3 separate regions of the Homo sapiens genome follow, and all the other regions are linked to region 1. Evidence: read pairs that join two places in POLR2A ChIA-PET (ENCODE). Cell type or tissue: CD4-positive, alpha-beta T cell. All regions are shown on one strand. Links, peaks and the distances in the headings refer to the core of each region. The heading gives the core; the rest is flanking DNA. Region 1 overlaps ZNF213-AS1 (ZNF213 antisense RNA 1). Region 2 overlaps THOC6 (THO complex subunit 6). Region 3 has its middle 9.5 kb from the start of IL32.

The links. ChIA-PET counts read pairs that join two places held together with the same protein. Peaks named below come from ENCODE experiments on the same cell type or tissue, not always from the same donor. Only the 100,000 strongest peaks of a DNase experiment are listed, where the experiment ranks them.
Region 2: POLR2A ChIA-PET joins it to region 1 with 12 read pairs; 26 of 35 experiments call an interaction of 5 or more read pairs at or near these places.
Region 3: POLR2A ChIA-PET joins it to region 1 with 70 read pairs; 16 of 35 experiments call an interaction of 5 or more read pairs at or near these places.

What each region holds. Positions count from the first base shown.
Region 1 is chr16:3,127,063-3,132,327 of GRCh38, forward strand. It overlaps ZNF213-AS1 (ZNF213 antisense RNA 1), which reads right to left. Exons shown (of 6, transcript NR_110900.1): 3 at 4,957-5,041; 4 at 2,399-2,591; 5 at 2,186-2,248. Among named protein-coding and RNA genes, the nearest start is that of ZNF213-AS1, 5.2 kb to the right of the region's middle. RefSeq lists enhancers at 630-1,180, 2,318-2,537 and silencers at 2,377-2,634, 2,386-2,680. In CD4-positive, alpha-beta T cell, for the core only: CTCF peaks have their summits at 2,651 (motif pointing left), 4,899 (motif pointing right) and 5,122; DNase peaks (open chromatin) are centred at 2,619 and 4,909; H3K4me3 peaks cover 1,268 bases; H3K27ac peaks cover 608 bases.
Region 2 is chr16:3,025,503-3,031,000 of GRCh38, forward strand. It overlaps THOC6 (THO complex subunit 6), which reads left to right. Exons shown (of 13, transcript NM_024339.5): 2 at 206-321; 3 at 422-486; 4 at 561-664; 5 at 749-786; 6 at 863-911; 7 at 1,014-1,085; 8 at 1,177-1,279; 9 at 1,365-1,414; 10 at 1,509-1,571; 11 at 1,668-1,778; 12 at 1,864-1,998; 13 at 2,075-2,248. The coding sequence ends at 2,155. It overlaps BICDL2 (BICD family like cargo adaptor 2), which reads right to left. Exons shown (of 10, transcript NM_001369667.1): 3 at 5,433-5,498; 4 at 5,194-5,310; 5 at 4,947-5,093; 6 at 4,043-4,237; 7 at 3,778-3,927; 8 at 3,198-3,328; 9 at 2,846-2,966; 10 at 2,180-2,771. The coding sequence ends at 2,604. Among named protein-coding and RNA genes, the nearest start is that of THOC6, 4.2 kb to the left of the region's middle. RefSeq lists enhancers at 1,437-2,243, 3,856-4,660 and a silencer at 2,772-2,831. In CD4-positive, alpha-beta T cell, for the core only: CTCF peaks have their summits at 2,910 (motif pointing left) and 3,163; DNase peaks (open chromatin) are centred at 729, 2,049, 2,869, 4,179 and 2 weaker places; H3K4me3 peaks cover 797 bases; H3K27me3 peaks cover 1,658 bases.
Region 3 is chr16:3,072,390-3,077,887 of GRCh38, forward strand. It overlaps the pseudogene LOC107984896. Among named protein-coding and RNA genes, the nearest start is that of IL32, 9.5 kb to the left of the region's middle. RefSeq lists silencers at 2,129-2,312, 4,700-4,859 and enhancers at 2,493-2,612, 2,683-2,772, 2,893-2,942, 4,290-4,339. In CD4-positive, alpha-beta T cell, for the core only: no CTCF peak of the experiment used is centred there; DNase peaks (open chromatin) are centred at 692, 2,712, 3,212, 4,842 and 1 weaker place; H3K4me3 peaks cover 3,516 bases; H3K27ac peaks cover 3,316 bases.

The sequences.
Region 1 (5,265 bases), core at 266-5,265:
TTATCCTAAGGTTTTCAAGCAGAGAAAGGCTATTCTATTCAGATACTGAGGGCAAACTACTTCTACTGGTAAAGGAGGCTCAGAGTGACCTAAGGAATCAAGACTGTCAATTTCATCTGGGTCCAAACATATATCCCCACTTTGAATTTCAGGATCACCTTCTGTTTTTTCGTTTTGTTTTGTTTTTTTGATAGAGTCTCGCTCTGTCGCCCAGTCTGGAAGTGCAGTGGCGCCATCTCGGCCCCCTGCAACCTCACCTCCCAGGTTCAAGCGATTCTCCTGCCTCAGCCTCCCGAGTAACTGGGATTACAGGACTGCACCACTGTGCCTGGCCAGGATCACCTTCTTTACCAATCAGCGCAGTAACCTTCACGTGAGATTTGTTGGGCCTGGGAATTTAGCTGTCATTATTATTCAGCGACTCTACAGTTAAGTTTTGTGTTTGATTTTCAGTGACAGTATTGTGGCTATAAGAGCTGCTTCTAAGCTATCACAGAAGTTCTCAGGTTCTCAGACCATGACTTGAACTGAGCTAAGGGACTTGGGCTTGTCATTTTCTCACTGTAAATGCTCAAGTGCACTAAAAATAATGTATCCCATACCATGGTTGTATAATCATCATTATACATCTGTGGACACCATAATGGCTGAGTGCAGCAGCTACTTGTTCCCACCAGGTACATGCTTTCATTGGCACTTCATCATCACCTGCAGGTGGCTGCTTGATTAATTGTGATATCGCTGCAAGCCGTGGATAACCAGCACCCTGTGATGGTTAATTTCATGTTAAACTATACTGGGCCAAGGCATGCCCAGACAGCTGCTTAAACATTCTTTCTGGGTGTGTCTGTGAGGGCTTCTCAAGAAGAGATTAACGTTTGAATTGGCTGAGTGAGTAAAGCAGACGGCCCTCACCACGGGTGGGCATCATCCATCCGTATGGAATTAAACAGAACAGCAAGGCAGAGGAAGGCTGAATTCTCTCTGTGCCTGAGTACTTGAGACCTGGGTACTGGGACATTGATCTCCTGGTCTTGTGCTCCTGATTCTCAGGCCTTGAGTCTTGAATTGGAATCTACACCATTGGCCTTTGGCTCTCAGGCCTTAAAATTACAAAACTGTTAGGAGGCGGAGGCAGGCGGATAGCTTGAGCCCAGGGGAGTTCGAGATCAGCCTAGGACATACAGGGAGAGGCCATCTCTATATAAAAATATATATATAGAACAAATTAGCTGGGTATGGTGGTGTCCACCTGTAGTCCCAGCTGTTCAGGAGGCTGAGATGGGAAGCTTGCTTGAGCTGGGGAAGTCAAGGCTGCAGTGAGCTGTGATTGTGCCACTGCAGTCCAGCCTGGGCAACAGAGGGAGACCCCATCTGAAAAAAAAATGCTGCACCACTGACCTTGGGTCTCCAGCTTGCAGATAGCAGATTGTGGGGCTTCTCGACTGCCATAATCATGTGAGGCAATACCTTAGTGTGTGTGTGTTTATATATATACATATACACACACATAAAAGCTCTCTCTCTCTCTCTCTATATATATATATATACACACACATACACATGTATATATAGATTCTGTTATTCTGTTTCTGGAGAACCCTAATACATATCCTATTTCTCATTGTCAAGGAGCTCAGTCTGCACTCAAGCCCAAATACCCAAATCCGTCCCCATATCCCTTCTTTGTGCATCTATCTCTTGAGACCACTCCTTGTACTAATTTTGTATCAAGCAAGGTCCAATCAGGAGAAGGGAAGCACACAGTAATTTGAACTGGGAAAATTTAATATATAGAATTAAGCTATAAAGGGCTTAGACTGGGCGCTCTGGCTAACGTCTGTAATCCCAGCACTTTGGGAGGCTGAGACAGGTGGATCACCTGAGGTCGAGAGTTTGAGACCAACCTGACCAACATGGAGAAACCCCGTCACTACTAAAAATACAAAATTAGCTGGGCGTGGTGGCACATGCCTGTAATCCCACCTACTTGTGAGGCTGAGGCAGGAGAATCACTTGAACTCAGGAGGCGGAGGTTGCAGTGAGCCACTGCACTGCCTGGGCAACAGAGCGAGACTCCGTCTCAAAAAAAAACAAAAAACAAAAAGGCATTTTCAAGAGGTTGGCTGGTAAGAAGTAAAGAGAACTCTGATTCTCTGGTCACAGCACATAGCAGCAGCCATACCTTCTGGCCTGAGTTCCAGCACTCAAGCAAGAGGTTTCCTGGTCCCTGGGCTTAGATCCAGACCTTGAAGAGGGCACAACGGCAGTTTCACTGAATGGCAGAGAAGTGGCTGTGGTACCACATGGGCAGAATTTGCTGGAAATCCATCCTCAAGGGTAGAAAAAGCTGCTCACAGGGAAGTGTCTCATGAGAAACGCGCTGCTACAGAACTACCTGAAGAGGGTGGCAGAGAAAGCTGCTAGGTGCCGCTGGTTGAGGTTCACTGAGGCGGCGGCACTGGAGACGCTTTGCAGGCTGCGGGCGCCTGCTGTCACAGGAGCTGCCCATGCTGCAGGAGCTGGGTGCTGGCGAAGCCCTGTGTGCTGCAGAAGCCAGACTCGGAAGAAGTCACCCGTCATGCCGGAGCCTAGAGAGAACACACCAGAAGCAGGAAGGGAAACTCGTCTCCTGCAATGTCTCTCCAGCGCCCTCTACTGACAAAGCTTAAGATCATGCCAGCTGGTAAAGGAAAAACTAAAGGGCCAGAACCATTTCACAGAGCAGGCAACGCAGGAGCTGGGACGTAATCAATAACTAGCACAGGTTTATATTATGATTCGTCTGTAGCGGCCTGCCAAAGGTTCCATATAACATCCCTGCGGCAGGAACTGACACTTCAGGCCCCACCGAATCAGCTAGATAACGGCCCACATTGCAGAGCAGCCAATCAAAACCGGAACATATTTAGATCATTTGGTAAACGGGACACTCAAGCAGTCCTATAGGGAGGCCTATGTGGGGAGGAACTGAGGTCTCCTGCCAAGAGCCACGTGAGTCATCCGCCTTCTAAGTGGGTCCTCCAGTGCCAGAGGACTGGGGTCCTCGTTGGTGTGGTGTCTGCAGTATCATGAGAGATCTTGAGCCAGAACTGCCTAGCTTAGCAGCTCGCATATTTCTTTTTTTTTTTTTTTTTTGAGACGGAGTCTTGCTGCTGCCCAGGCTGAAGTGCAGTGCCATGATCTCAGCTCACTATAACCTCCACCTCCCAGGTTCACTTTACTTTCTTCATTATTTATAGACTATATTTTCTTTTTTGTGAGACGGAGTATTGCTCTGTCATCCAGACTGGAGTGCAGTGGCGTGTTCTCAGCTCACTGCAACCTCCGCATCCTGGGTTCACGCCATTCTCCTGCCTCAGCCTGCCGAGTAGCTGGGACAAGGTGCCTGCCACCACGTCCGGCTTATTTTTTGTATTTTTAGTAGAGCTGGGGTTTCACCGTGTTAGCCAGGATGGTTACAGGCGTGAGCCACCGCACCTGGCCACTTTAGACTGTATTTTCTAGCGAGAAAAAACAGTGGGCCGGTCCCGATGGCTCATGCCTGTAATCTTAACACTTTAGGAGACCAAGGCGGGTAGATCACTTGAGGTCAGGAGTTTGAGACCAGCTTGGGCAACATGGCAAAACCTCGTCTCTACTAAAAATACAAAAATTAGCCGGGCATGGTGGCACACACCTGTAATCACAGCTACTTGGGAGGCTGAGGCAGCAGAATTGCCTGTAATCCCAGCACTTTGGGAGGCCAAGGCGGGTGGATCATGAGGTCAGGAGTTTCAGACCAGCCTAGCGAACATGGTGAAACCCCATCTCTACTAAAAATACAAAAAATTAGCCAGATGTGGTGGTGTGCTCCTGTAATCCCAGTTACTTGGGAGGCTGAGGCAGGAGAACTGCTTCAATGTGGGAGGTGGAGGTTGCAGTGAGCCAAGATGGCGCCACTGCACTCCAGCCTGGGCTACAGAGCAAGACTCGGTCTCAAAAAATAAATAAATAAATAAACAAATAACCGGGCGCGGTGGCTCACGCCTGTAATCCCAGCACTTTGGGAGGCTGAAGCGGGCAGATCATGAGGTCAGGAGAGCGAGGCCATCCTGGTTAACACAGTGAAATCTCTACTAAAAATATAAAAAAGAGGCCGAGGCAGGTGGATCACGAGGTCAGGAGATAGAGACCATGCTGGCTAACATGGTGAAACCCCGTCTCTACTAAAAATACAAAAAATTAGCCGGGCATGGTGGTGGGCTCCTGTAGTCCCAGCTACTCGGGAGGCTGAGGCAAGAGAATGGCATGAACTCGGGAGGCGGAGTTTGCAGTGAGCTGAGATCGCGCCACTGCACTCCAGCCTGGGCAACAGAGCAAGACTCCATTTCAAAAAAAAAAAAAAAAAAATTAGCCAGCCGTGGTGGCAGGTGCCTGTAGTCCCAGCTACTCAGGAGGCTGAGGCAGGAGAATGGCATGAACTCGGGAGGCAGAGCTTGCAGTGAACCGAGATCGCGCCACTGGACTCCAGCCTGGGCGACAGAGCAAGACTCCATCTAAAGTAAGAAAGAAAAAGAACACGTGAAAAATTATCAGAAGGAACAAGAAAGTGCAATCCGGTAGTCAATTTCAATATAATTTTATGCAAATTTGCCATATACCAGCAATGCTCAATAGAAAATACAGTTCATGTGCCACTTACCAATGTATGGCCTCTCAGCCCAAACACATCCTTTTCGTTCTGCTTTGTGATACTGAGCTGGATCACATCTAAGCTTTGGGTGAGATCCAGTGTGATACCCAGCTGGACCCTGTATACAGTTCCTTGCTAGCCAGCTTGATGTTGTTCTTCGCTAATACAGGGCGATGGATGAACACTGTCAGGTCAGAGCAGGAGGGAGGGGCTGTCTTCTCCACTGTGGCCAGCGGAGGGCAGGAGAGGTAACCAGCGGCCTTCAGTTCCACTGTCCTCACCTTGGTCCGGCTCCTGCCCTTTCCACTGTCCGCTAGCTGTGAGTTCTCGGGGCACCCACTCCCTCTTCTGAGGTCCAGTCTCCACCTTGAATTGAAAGGGGAAGGGCTCTTTCGTGTTTCCAAGTTTCCCTCCTTTTTACTTCCTCAGTCCTAAGGGCACAAGTTCCTTCCTGCAGTTGCTATTCTGTAACTCTTAGAAATCTCTCTTACCAGTTGGGTAGTTAACCATCTTTACAACTGACCAATTATTTTTATCAAATTTTCTCTTCAAAATAATGGTGTGGCCGGGCACAGGTGCTCACGCCTGTA
Region 2 (5,498 bases), core at 203-5,202, 100 kb before region 1:
TCAACTCTCCCCTTCTTCAGTGTCTTCTTGGAGCCACCCATGGGACTGCATGGGCAGGTGCTGGCTTGGGGCGGGGCCGCCTCAAAAGAAGGCTGAGAAGTCAGGACAGTGGGAGGCCTGGCAGGTTTTGGGGGAAGCAGGGAGGAATCTGTGGATGGGAGGTTTCATACGTCCCAGGCAGGCCTCATCCAGTCTTTCCCTGCAGACAGAGGTGTTCCAGGCCTTGCAGCGGCTCCATATGACCATCTTCTCCCAGAGCGTCTCACCATGTGGGAAGTTTCTGGCGGCTGGCAACAATTACGGGCAGATTGCCATCTTCAGGTACCCTCTGCCGCTGTCCACCCATTAGCCCTGGCACTTGGCCCTCATGGGACGGATGCCCCCGTTTCTGACTCCTGGGTCCCCTCCGCTGTCCCTGCAGCTTGTCCTCTGCTTTGAGCTCAGAAGCCAAAGAGGAAAGTAAGAAGCCGGTGGTGACTTTCCAAGGTGGGTATACCTGTGGAGTCTGGCTTCAGGACTTTGGGTGGGATTGGCTCACTCAGTTCTGCATTTCTCTTTAGCCCATGATGGGCCCGTCTATAGCATGGTTTCCACCGATCGACATCTGCTTAGTGCTGGGGATGGGGAGGTGAAGGCCTGGCTTTGGGCGGAGATGCTCAAGAAGGTAAGGAGTCGAGCTTGGGAAAGGGCTGGGGTGCCTGGACCCAGAGAGAGCCTTTGAGGTCACCTGGTATTTTCTCTTTTGAAGGGCTGTAAGGAGCTGTGGCGTCGTCAGCCTCCATACAGGTGAGCAGGGCCACGTGGATAGAGGGTGCATCAGGGTGAAGCCACTTCCTCACTGACCTTGCCTTTCCTTCCCCAGGACCAGCCTGGAAGTGCCTGAGATCAACGCTTTGCTGCTGGTCCCCAAGGTCTGAGCCCCATGTGACTGTTCTTGGTCCAAACTTTGATCCTTCACCCTCTGCCTATCCTGATTTGACATTGACTTTCTGCCTCATCCTGCTCCTCCACAGGAGAATTCCCTCATCCTGGCTGGGGGAGACTGTCAGTTGCACACTATGGACCTTGAAACTGGGACTTTCACGGTGAGCAGGGTCCTGGAGCCCTAGAGCAGGTCTAGGTCAGGGAGAGGCACTCTTCCTAGGTCTCCTCCTGACATCGCCCCTCTACATGCAGAGGGTCCTCCGGGGCCACACAGACTACATCCACTGCCTGGCACTGCGGGAAAGGAGCCCAGAGGTGCTGTCAGGTGGCGAGGATGGAGCTGTTCGACTTTGGGGTAAGCAGGTGGCTGGTTGGAGGGCAAGATGGCAGTGAAGGAGGCTGAGGCAAGTGGGGCACCACTCACAGTTCTTTCCCCGCAGACCTGCGCACAGCCAAGGAGGTCCAGACGATCGAGGTCTATAAGCACGAGGTGAGGGTGTGACCGTGGCCATTGTCCTCTTCTCCCCCAACTCCTTGAATTCTCCAGGTCTTCACCTCTTTCCCTCCTCCCCTCCCCATCCCAGGAGTGCTCGAGGCCCCACAATGGGCGCTGGATTGGATGTTTGGCAACTGATTCCGACTGGATGGTGAGCTGGGCAGACTGTGGGATGGGATGGCAGCTCCGGGCCCTGTCAGCTGTGGGCCTGTGGTTCACAGCTGGGGACTCCCACCTTTCTGTCCAGGTCTGTGGAGGGGGCCCAGCCCTCACCCTCTGGCACCTCCGATCCTCCACACCCACCACCATCTTCCCCATCCGGGCGCCACAGAAGCACGTCACCTTCTACCAGGACCTGGTGAGGCCCTGTGTCTCACTTCTGCCACCCCCACTGACTCTTCCCTTCAGTCCTGACCCCTGAGCACCTTCCCTGTCCTCTGCAGATTCTGTCAGCTGGCCAGGGCCGCTGCGTCAACCAGTGGCAGCTGAGCGGGGAGCTGAAGGCCCAGGTGCCTGGCTCCTCCCCAGGGCTGCTCAGCCTCAGCCTCAACCAGCAGCCTGCCGCGCCTGAGTGCAAGGTGGGTCCGGCAGGGGCCGCGGAGCGGCTGGGAGGCAGGGGTGTGGGCAGGCCAGTCATGCCCCTCTTTCCTCCAGGTCCTGACAGCTGCAGGCAACAGCTGCCGGGTGGATGTCTTCACCAACCTGGGTTACCGAGCCTTCTCCCTGTCCTTCTGATCTCTGACGACACCCCCAGCCAGCTCAGGGTTTTAGAGTGTTTTTCATTTTCTTTTTTTTTTTTTTTTTACAATAAAGTTTCAGGCTTTTTTACCATGCTCTTTCTTTCTATGAATGGGGGCCAAATCGGTGGAGTGATTTATATATTACTCTGTCCGATCTTGATACATAAATACCCAGCCCCATCCCTGCCCTAGAAAAGATAGACGTATATTAATTCGGAAAATAGCTCTGTTCACCTGCCCCTGCCACCCACCTGGAGCTCCTGCCCCACAAAGCTGGCCCCTGCTCCGGATGAGCCCCTGCTCCCGATGAGCCCTTGCCCAGCATCCTGGGGCGGGGAGGGCATCAGCTTCTTTTGGAAGACAATCTGGGCCCTGTCGCTCCATTGGCCTGAAGAGGAAAGTGAGCCCCTAAGTGGGCAAGGGCAGCCCTCTGGGCCCAGCCGTCAGGTCCTTCGGAAGAGGTTACTGAGAAAGCCACCGGCGGGCCCGGGGCCCAGGCGCAGCGAGAAGCGGGGCGCGGCACGGCGCGGGGTCGACGACGACGCGGAGGCGCTCAGCTCCTTCTGGCGCTGTGAGCGCAGCTGCTGCCCGATCACCACCTGCATGTCGTCCTGCGGGAGGCCGTGGTCGGCTCAGCGCCGGTCCCGCCCCTTGCCCCGCCCCGCACACGGGCCCCGCCCCTCACCTGCCAGGCCTCCAGCTCCTGCGTGAGCGCCACCTTCTGGCGGATGGCGCGCAGCAGCTCCCGAGACAGGGAGTCTCGCTCCAGCGAGACGCGGTTGAGCTGCAGGGACAGCTCCAGGGCCCTAGGCGGGCAGGAGCAGAAGACGCGTTTGAGGGCGCTAGGGCCTCAGGGAGCCGGGGTGGCGGGGGACTTCTGTACCCGGGCGGGAGGAGGGCTGCAAACACCTAGATCAAGGAGGTCAGGGGGCCCCTGGGTGGGAGTGGGGATCATTATAACCCGTATCAGAAGAGGAATCAGGAGCCCAGGAGGGCCCAGAGGGCGCTGGGGCGGTGGTCAATGGCTTGAGGCTTACTTGTTCACGGCCTCGTCCCGGTCTGAGAGGGCACTGTGCAGGGCCTCCCCAGGGTCTTCCTGCGCCCGCAGCTCCTTCTGCCTCTGCAGCTCTTCCCGCAGGGACTGCAGCTCTGCCTGCTGCAGCGAGATCTGTGAGCAGAGGAGGGGGGCCGTGCGGCAGATGGGCCAATGGGCCTCCCTGCTTCTCCCAGCAGCCCCGACTCTGGCTCTCCCCACCCCTCCTCTGCCTGCGACAGACACCCCAGGCAGCCGTGGCCCTGTGCTGGAGACTCCGATATGAGCCCTCTGAGCCCCTCAGGCTGGTGCGGGGTGGGGTGGAGCAGGGTTAGTTGGAGTGGTATAACCCTGCAGGAGGGATGCAGGGAGAAGCATTGGGAGTGGAACTAAGGGCAGAGGTGCTGTCCAGGAAGTCTTCCTGGAGGAGGTGGCATACAGGCTGGCTCTTGAAGTAAGTTTGTTGAGATGAAAGCCGATCCAGGTATAGGGAGCTTAGTGGGCAAAGGCTGGGAGGTGGACATGGGAGACAGAAACTGACAGCTGGAGGGGCCGTGCATCCAGCACCGTGCCCTCTGCCCCACCTCATCTTGCAGCTTGGCCACTTCCACCTCCTTCTCCTCCAGTATCTCCGCTGGACTGAGGGATGTTCGCTTCTTGGGGGGCTCTAAGATCTCTTCCGGGGGTGAAGGCTGGGGGCTGGACGCCTTTCGGGTCTTTGGGGACCGGGTGGTCTGTGGGCCAAAGAAATGGGTTAGTGGTGTGGAGTTTATTGGGGAAAGGAGGAAAGGCGGAGCCTGCAACCCTCTCGATGGCACAGGTAAGGGGGCTGGGGCCCCACGAGCTCACCGGGGTGTCTCCGGGTGCGTCGGCGCCCTGGCCCTGGTCGCCGTCGTCGAGGCTGTGGGCCAGTTCTGACTGCAACGAGGCAGCCGACACGTCGGCGTCCTGGAGGCGTGACTCCTCCTCCAGCTCGGAGACGCGCCGCTGCAGCCTCCGCAGCGCACTCAGCGCCTCCCCAGCCTCTGACCGTGCGCGTTCCAGCTGTGGACGGTCCCGCAGACGGAAGCGCGGGCGGTCAGCGGGACGCACGCAACGCCGACATCCCGCGGCAGGTCCACACGGGGGTGCCGCGGAGAGCCCCGCACCCCAGCGGCCCAGGCTGTTCCCGTTCCTGGATCGCTGGGCGCCTTGGGCCGTGCACCTCCCTCAGCGGATATATACAGTTTCCTCGCCTATAGAGCAGGGCCGCACCTCGAAGAGCCCCATCTCCTCCCCTGCCCAGTCTACCTCCTCATTCAGTAATTGTTTCATGCAGCATTTATTGGTGCTACTGAGGCTGCTTGTCCCACAGTAGTAAGTAAGAAGGGGCACCGGGATGCGAAGGAAGGCAAGCTGACCCCAAAGTGCAGACTCCTTTGATCTCTAACATCAGACACCGCATCCTCTTTTCATTTCTTTTTCTCCGTCTCCATTGCGCAGCCGTGGTCTAGGGGCTGTCATTCCTGGCCTGAGCTCTGGCACCAGCCCCCTCCCTGCTCTTCCAGCTGCCAGGCTCTGATGCACTCTAAGAGCATGCCTCACCTGCTCAACAGCCTTCCGTGGCTCCCATTTGCCCATGGGCTAATGCCCATGCTCTTGTGGGCCAGCCTCTGGGCCTCCCAGTGATCCAGCTCCGGCCTCATCTCCCAGAAAGCCCTGAAGCCATTGCTAAGGGTCCAGGCAGTTGTAGTCCCCCAGCCCTGCAGGTCACCTCCAGGCTGTGCTCCCGCCGCTCCCGCCTCAGCAGCAGCAACTCCTCGTGGGTGGTCTGCAGTCTGCCCTCACCCTTCTCCACCTCCTCACGCAGGCCTCGGATCTGGGCCTCCAGGTCCTGCCGGCGGCTCTGCAGCATCTGGTTCTGGGGAAAGGCCTGAGAGCTGGGGACAGGGGCAGCCCCTCCCAGCCCTCAGCCCGGCTTTTTTGGCTCAGATAATCCCCCAGCCCCAGCTGACACTCACTTCCCCCTGCAGACTCTCCAGCCGCGTCCTCAGCTCTGCTCCAGCCAGTGCCTGAGCCTGGCACTGTCCCCGAAGGGCGTCCAGTTCCCTCTGAAGTTCCTGCTCAGTCTGGGAGGCCTGGGGAGGTGGAAAGAGGGACAGAGGAGCCTCAGCACCAAGCCCAATGCACCTACTCCCCGCTGGGGACCCAGGCATCCTCCCCAACCTTGTCCAGGGCCCTGGGGTCAGGGCCATCCCACCTGAGCCAGCTGCTGGCTGAGCCGGAGGTTCTGCTCGCTGAGCTCGCTGAGGGCCCGTGCCCGTTC
Region 3 (5,498 bases), core at 186-5,185, 55 kb before region 1:
TGGGCTGGCCACACGGGTGGGGCAAGGGAGGTGGAGGATCCTGCCCTAGAGCTTGGTCTCCTCTGTCTGAGGTCAGGTTCCCCAGAGGTGGGGCTCCAGAGGGAAATTCTTGTGCAAGCAGTTTCTCAGGGGCCATGTGCTGAGGGGAATGGGGAGCAGGAACAGCCTAGAAGCTGAGTGAGGATGTGGTCTCAGCTGGAGAGGAGGCTGATCGCATGGGAGCTCTGCAGCAGGGATGGCAATGCCGGGGAGGCCGTCCCGCCTGAGGCCAGGCCCAGCTCTTTGCAGCCCCATATTAACTACATTGGCTGCTGGGGAGCCTGAGTGACGGGGGAAGGGGGCAGCCAGGGAGGGTGCCTAGGCCCTGTGGAGGGCTTGGTAAGGCAGAGGCTGGGGAGGCTGTGTGCCTCAACATTCACATATGGGCTTCGGATGGGCGTGGTGGCACATGCTTGTAGTCCCAGCTACTCAGGAGGCTAAGGCAGGAGGATTGCTTGAGTCAGGGAGGTTGAGACTGCAATGAGCTGTGTTCACACCACTGCACTGCGGCCTGGGTGACAAAGTGAGACCCTGTCACACACACAGAAAAAGAGAATGTGGGCTTCAAAGTTGAATTCAAGTAAGTCAGGGTTCTTCCACTTGTAATGAACAACTTCCTTAACCTCATTGTCTCAGGTTCCTCCCCTGAGAAATGCGAGGAGAACGGCGCCTGCTGGTGGCGGGGGCTTGCCGATGAAATGAGCCATTCACCCATGCCTCTCAGCACAGGGCCTGCCCTGGGCCGCATACTGTGCATTGTCAGCTGCTGTCGGAGCTGGGCTAGTGGCCGCCTTGAGAGCCAGCAGTCCACGGGGGTTGGCGAGCTTCTGGGAGGAAAGGGTGGAACGTGACTGTCAGGTACAGAGCTACAGAGAACCCCAGCATGAAGGAGTAGGTGGCAGGGGAGAAGGACTCAACAGAGATGGAGAAAGACTAAGCCCAAAGGTGATCAACAACAAGAGTGAAGGAGGAAGTGGTCAGCTGTGGCTGGGGCAAAACAAGCCCAGTAAGTTACATTGGCCTGTGTTTGGTCATCCAGGGACAAAGTGACCTTTTTAGTGCCGGTAGGCCCAGTGGGTTGGGGAAGAATTTAGGCGGCAGTGGGCTTAGGCATGAGAGGAGCGGAGGAAGAGAAGATTGAGTTGAGACCACTGGCTGGAGAACTTGACCAGGAAGGGAGGGCAGAGAGCGGCGTGGAGTCGGGGGAGGGAATAGGTCCAATGAGCGTCTTAGGATGAAGGAGTTGTGAGCACTCAGCACAGGATAAGCTGATACAAAGAAAGGGATGGAGGATGGATAGACTGACAGATGCATGCACAGAGGCAGGGTTGGATAGCATGACAGATGCATGCACAGAGGCAGGGATGGATAGATGGACAGAGGCATGCACAGAGAGAGGGATGGATAGATGGACAGATGCATGCACAGAGGCAGGGATGGATGGATGGACAGATGCATGCACAGAGGCAGGAATGGAGAGACAGATGAGTGCAAACAGGTAGGGATGGATGGACAGGTGCCTACACAGAGGCAGGGATGAATGGATAGATGGATGCACAGGGGCAGGGATGGATGGATGGACAGATGCATGCACAGAGGCAGGGATGTATGGACGGATGCATGGGCAGAGGCAAGGATGAATGGATGGATAGATGCATGCACAGAGGCAGGGATGGACAGACAGATGAATGCACAGAGGCAGGGATGTACAGAAGGATGCATGCACAGAGGCAGGGATGGACGGAGGGACAGATGCAGGCACAGAGGCAGGGATGGATGGACAGACAGATGCATACACAGAGGCAGGGATAGATGGACAGATACTGGCACAGAGGCAGGGATGGATGGACAGATGCAGGCACAGAGGCAGGGACAGACAGACAGATGCATGCACAGAGGCGTGTATGAATGGTTGGAAGGATGCATGCACAGAGGCAGTGATGGATGGGTGGGGAGATTGGATGGATAGATGCCGGTAGGTCGTTCTTGTCCTGGAGGAGGTGATCCAGGCTAAGTCCTCACACCGGGAGGGGCAGGAGGCGAGCATGGGGAGATACAGCTGTGTGTCCCAGTGCACTGGAAGTTACAGATGACATCGATGTCCTGTCCTGATGAAACAGGAAACACAATTGTCATTTGAAAGTTAGGGCTGAGGGCCGGGCGCGGTGGCTCACACCTGTAATCCCAGCATTTTGGGAGGCTGAGGCGGGGGGGTCACCTGAGGTCAGGAGTTCGAGACCAGCCTGGCCAACATGGTGAAATCCCGTCCCTACTAAAAATGCAAAAATTAGCTGGGTGTGTTGGTGGGGCGCCTGTAATCCCAGATACTCAGGAGGCTGAGGCAGGAGAATCACTTGAACCTGGGAGGCAGAGGTTGCAGTGAGCTGAGATCACGCCATTGCACTCCAGCCTGGGTGACAGAGGAAGACACCGTCTCAAAAAAAAAAAAAAAAAGAGACAGAAAAGAAAGTTGGGGGCCGGGGCTGGATGAAAGCTTGAGGGGCTGTGGGCCTGGCATGGGGCTGAGGGGAGTGTGCAGGAGCTGCCTGCCAAAGCCTGGGGCAAGGATGATAGGAGGTGCTGGGGCCCCTGTGGACTGCCCTCTGAGAATCTCGTGAGGCTGGGTCTGCACAGCTGTGGTTGTGTAACTTCCCCCAGATGCATGGTGTGACAAGGGTGCAGGAAGGGGTGCAGGGCCCGGAAGCTCAGTGTGGTTAAAGACATGCAAGGCAGGATAGAAGGTGAGAGATGAATGATATGGCCGTGATCAAAACACCAAACTTCAGTTTCTCAGAAAAAGGACTCAGAGCAACAAGAGAACCTACAGTCAACAAGGACATTCATCAGCGCACATGTGATTTGAGCAAGACCATTGAAGCCCCTGCTGAACGGCAGGCTGGCAGAGCCAGGGTACCTGGCCATCTACCTTGAAGTCTCTGTGCCTCAGTTTCCTCCTCTGTAAAATGGACATAGGGGACAGGTTTGGTGAGAAGTGAATGAAAACGTGTTTGCTACCCCTCTTAGGACTCATGTTTCATGCTTAGATGCTCAGCTAGTGGTTTTAGGGACCGAGAGAAATTTGCTTTTCAGTTCACCAGGTCGTTACCTATGAACCTGCCCTGAGCAGTGCTGACCTTAGTTAGAGATGGCCATGAAACTCATCCGCATGGGGTAATTGGGGCCTCCCTGTGGTGCTGCAGGGCTATGTCTCTGTCTTGGTCTCTTCAGGCCTCTCAGCAGCTGGAGCAGGAGCTGGCAGGCAGCTCACCGATGGATAAGGAGCTGGGCTTTGGCCAGGGCTGACATGGGAAGCGTCTCGGTCCTGCCGGTCCTGGCGCCTGAGCTGAATCCGGAGGGAAGAGGCTGCTGTGGTGGGAACAGGCTGGGAGCCAGGCCTGGCGCTGGGGCCGGCAGGCTGTGTTCTGAGAGTGCCTGCTAGAGGAGCTCTGTGTTCCCAAGGAGATGGAGGAAGACCTGGGGTGGGGGTGGTACAGGGTAGGGAGAGGAGGGGCAGAGGCTGTGGACAGGGAGATGGGGGAGGGGGGATGGAGGACTCAAGGGATGTAAGGGATATGGCTTGAGGAGGGATGGGGGCAGGAATGAGGGAAGGTCTTGGGTCAAGGACATGGACCTACATCCCCAGCAGATGGGGGAGATGGGCGGGGGTTGCTGACCATAGACTGGAGCTGGGAGGAGGGTACGCTGCCAGGGCTGGGGCTGCCAGCAGAGAATGGCACGCACCTTATAGGCTCCTGCCCCTGCCCCACTGCCCCCTCAAGTTCAAGTTTCTTTTTCTTTTCTTTCTTTTTTTGAGACGGGGCCTTGTTCTGTTGTCCAGGCTGGAGTTCAGTGACATGGTCATGCGTCACTGCAGCCTCGACCTCCCCAGCTCAAGCAAGCCTCCTGCCTCCCTGCCTCAGCTTGGAACCTGAGTAGCTGGGACCACAGGCGTGCACCACCATTCCTGGCTATTTTTTAATTTTTTTGTAGAGAAGGGGGTTCTCCTTATGTTGCCCAGGCTGGTCTTGAGCTCCTGGGCTCAAGTGAAACTCCTACCTGAGCCTCCCAAAGTGCTAGGATTACAGGAGTGAGCCACCACACCCAGCTCCTTCCCCTCAAACTTCTGTGCAAAAAGTGCTCCCTTCCCAGAGGAGGGTCCCCATCTGTGTGTAAGGTGGCCCCTTCCTCTATGTGTTCTCTGGGTCGCTTCAGCCCTGTGGCCCAGTGTCCAGCACAGCCATGCTGAGTGGGTGACTGGAGAAAGGGATCGTGGAGGATTGGGGCAGGGGGGTGCTGGGCAGAGGCGGCTGGGGTCACCTCTGGAAGGTGTCCTGCTGTTCCTGTTGGCTGCAGCTGCACTTGCAGGGCCTTCCTGTGCCCCCCTTTCCTGGTGCAGGGGCACCCTCTGCTTGCTGAGACCAGCTCGGTCAGGGAGATCTTAAACCAGGGGCGCTAGAGGAATTAAAGACACACACACAGAAATTCAGAGGTGCGAAGTGGGAAATCAGGGGTCTGACAGCCTTCAGAGCTGAGAGCCCCAACAGAGGTTTACCCACATATTTATTAATAGTAAGTCAGTCATTAGCATTGTTTCTATAGATAATAGATTAACTAAAAGTATCCCTTATGGGAAATGAAGGGATGGGCCGAAGTAAAGTGGTGGGTCTGGTTAGTTATCTGCAGCAGGAGTGTGTCTTTAAGGCACAGATCACTCAGGCTATTGTTTGTGGTTTAAGAACGCCTTTAAGCGGTTTTCCGCCCTGGGTGGGCCAGGTGTCCCTTGCCCTCATTCCGGTAAACCCACAACCTTCCAGCGTGGGCGTCACGGCCATCATGAACGTGTCACAGTGCTGCAGATTTTGTTTATAGCCAGTTTTGGGGCCAGTTTATGGCCAGATCTTGGGGGGCCTGTTCCCAACATGTCCCCCCTTCTTTGATTTGCAACTCGATAAAAGCAAAGGCAGCTTTGTCACTGTGAGTTACTTCTCGCAGGAGTTAGGATCCACATCTGCAGACTATACAAAGACAAACAACACAGATTAAAAGCACAATCACATCATTGAAATTACAGAGCTTCCAAGTATTTTTATCCATTTTAATGGGTTACTAGCTGCAAATCTGTCTGCAGTTCCTTTAAGCACTCCAGTTGCTGGTATTAAGGTCAGGTGTGCCTGGGATGCTTTAAATATTTTTTCTTTTAATTTTACTGTATCCAAAAAGCTTGTAGAGTGTCCTTCTAGATGCTTTATTCTTTCCCCAATTTTGATCTTATTAAGAGCTATTAATAGTTTCTACAAATCCTTAATGTTTAGCTCCTACAGCGGGCCTTATCGTTTGAGGTTGAGGTGCCACTATACCAGCATGGTTCCAGATAATAGGAACTTTTGCCATACTTCTTATTGTTTCTACCATCTGACCGTTTTGTTCAGACCAGCTGCACATAGTGTGGCCGTGGCACG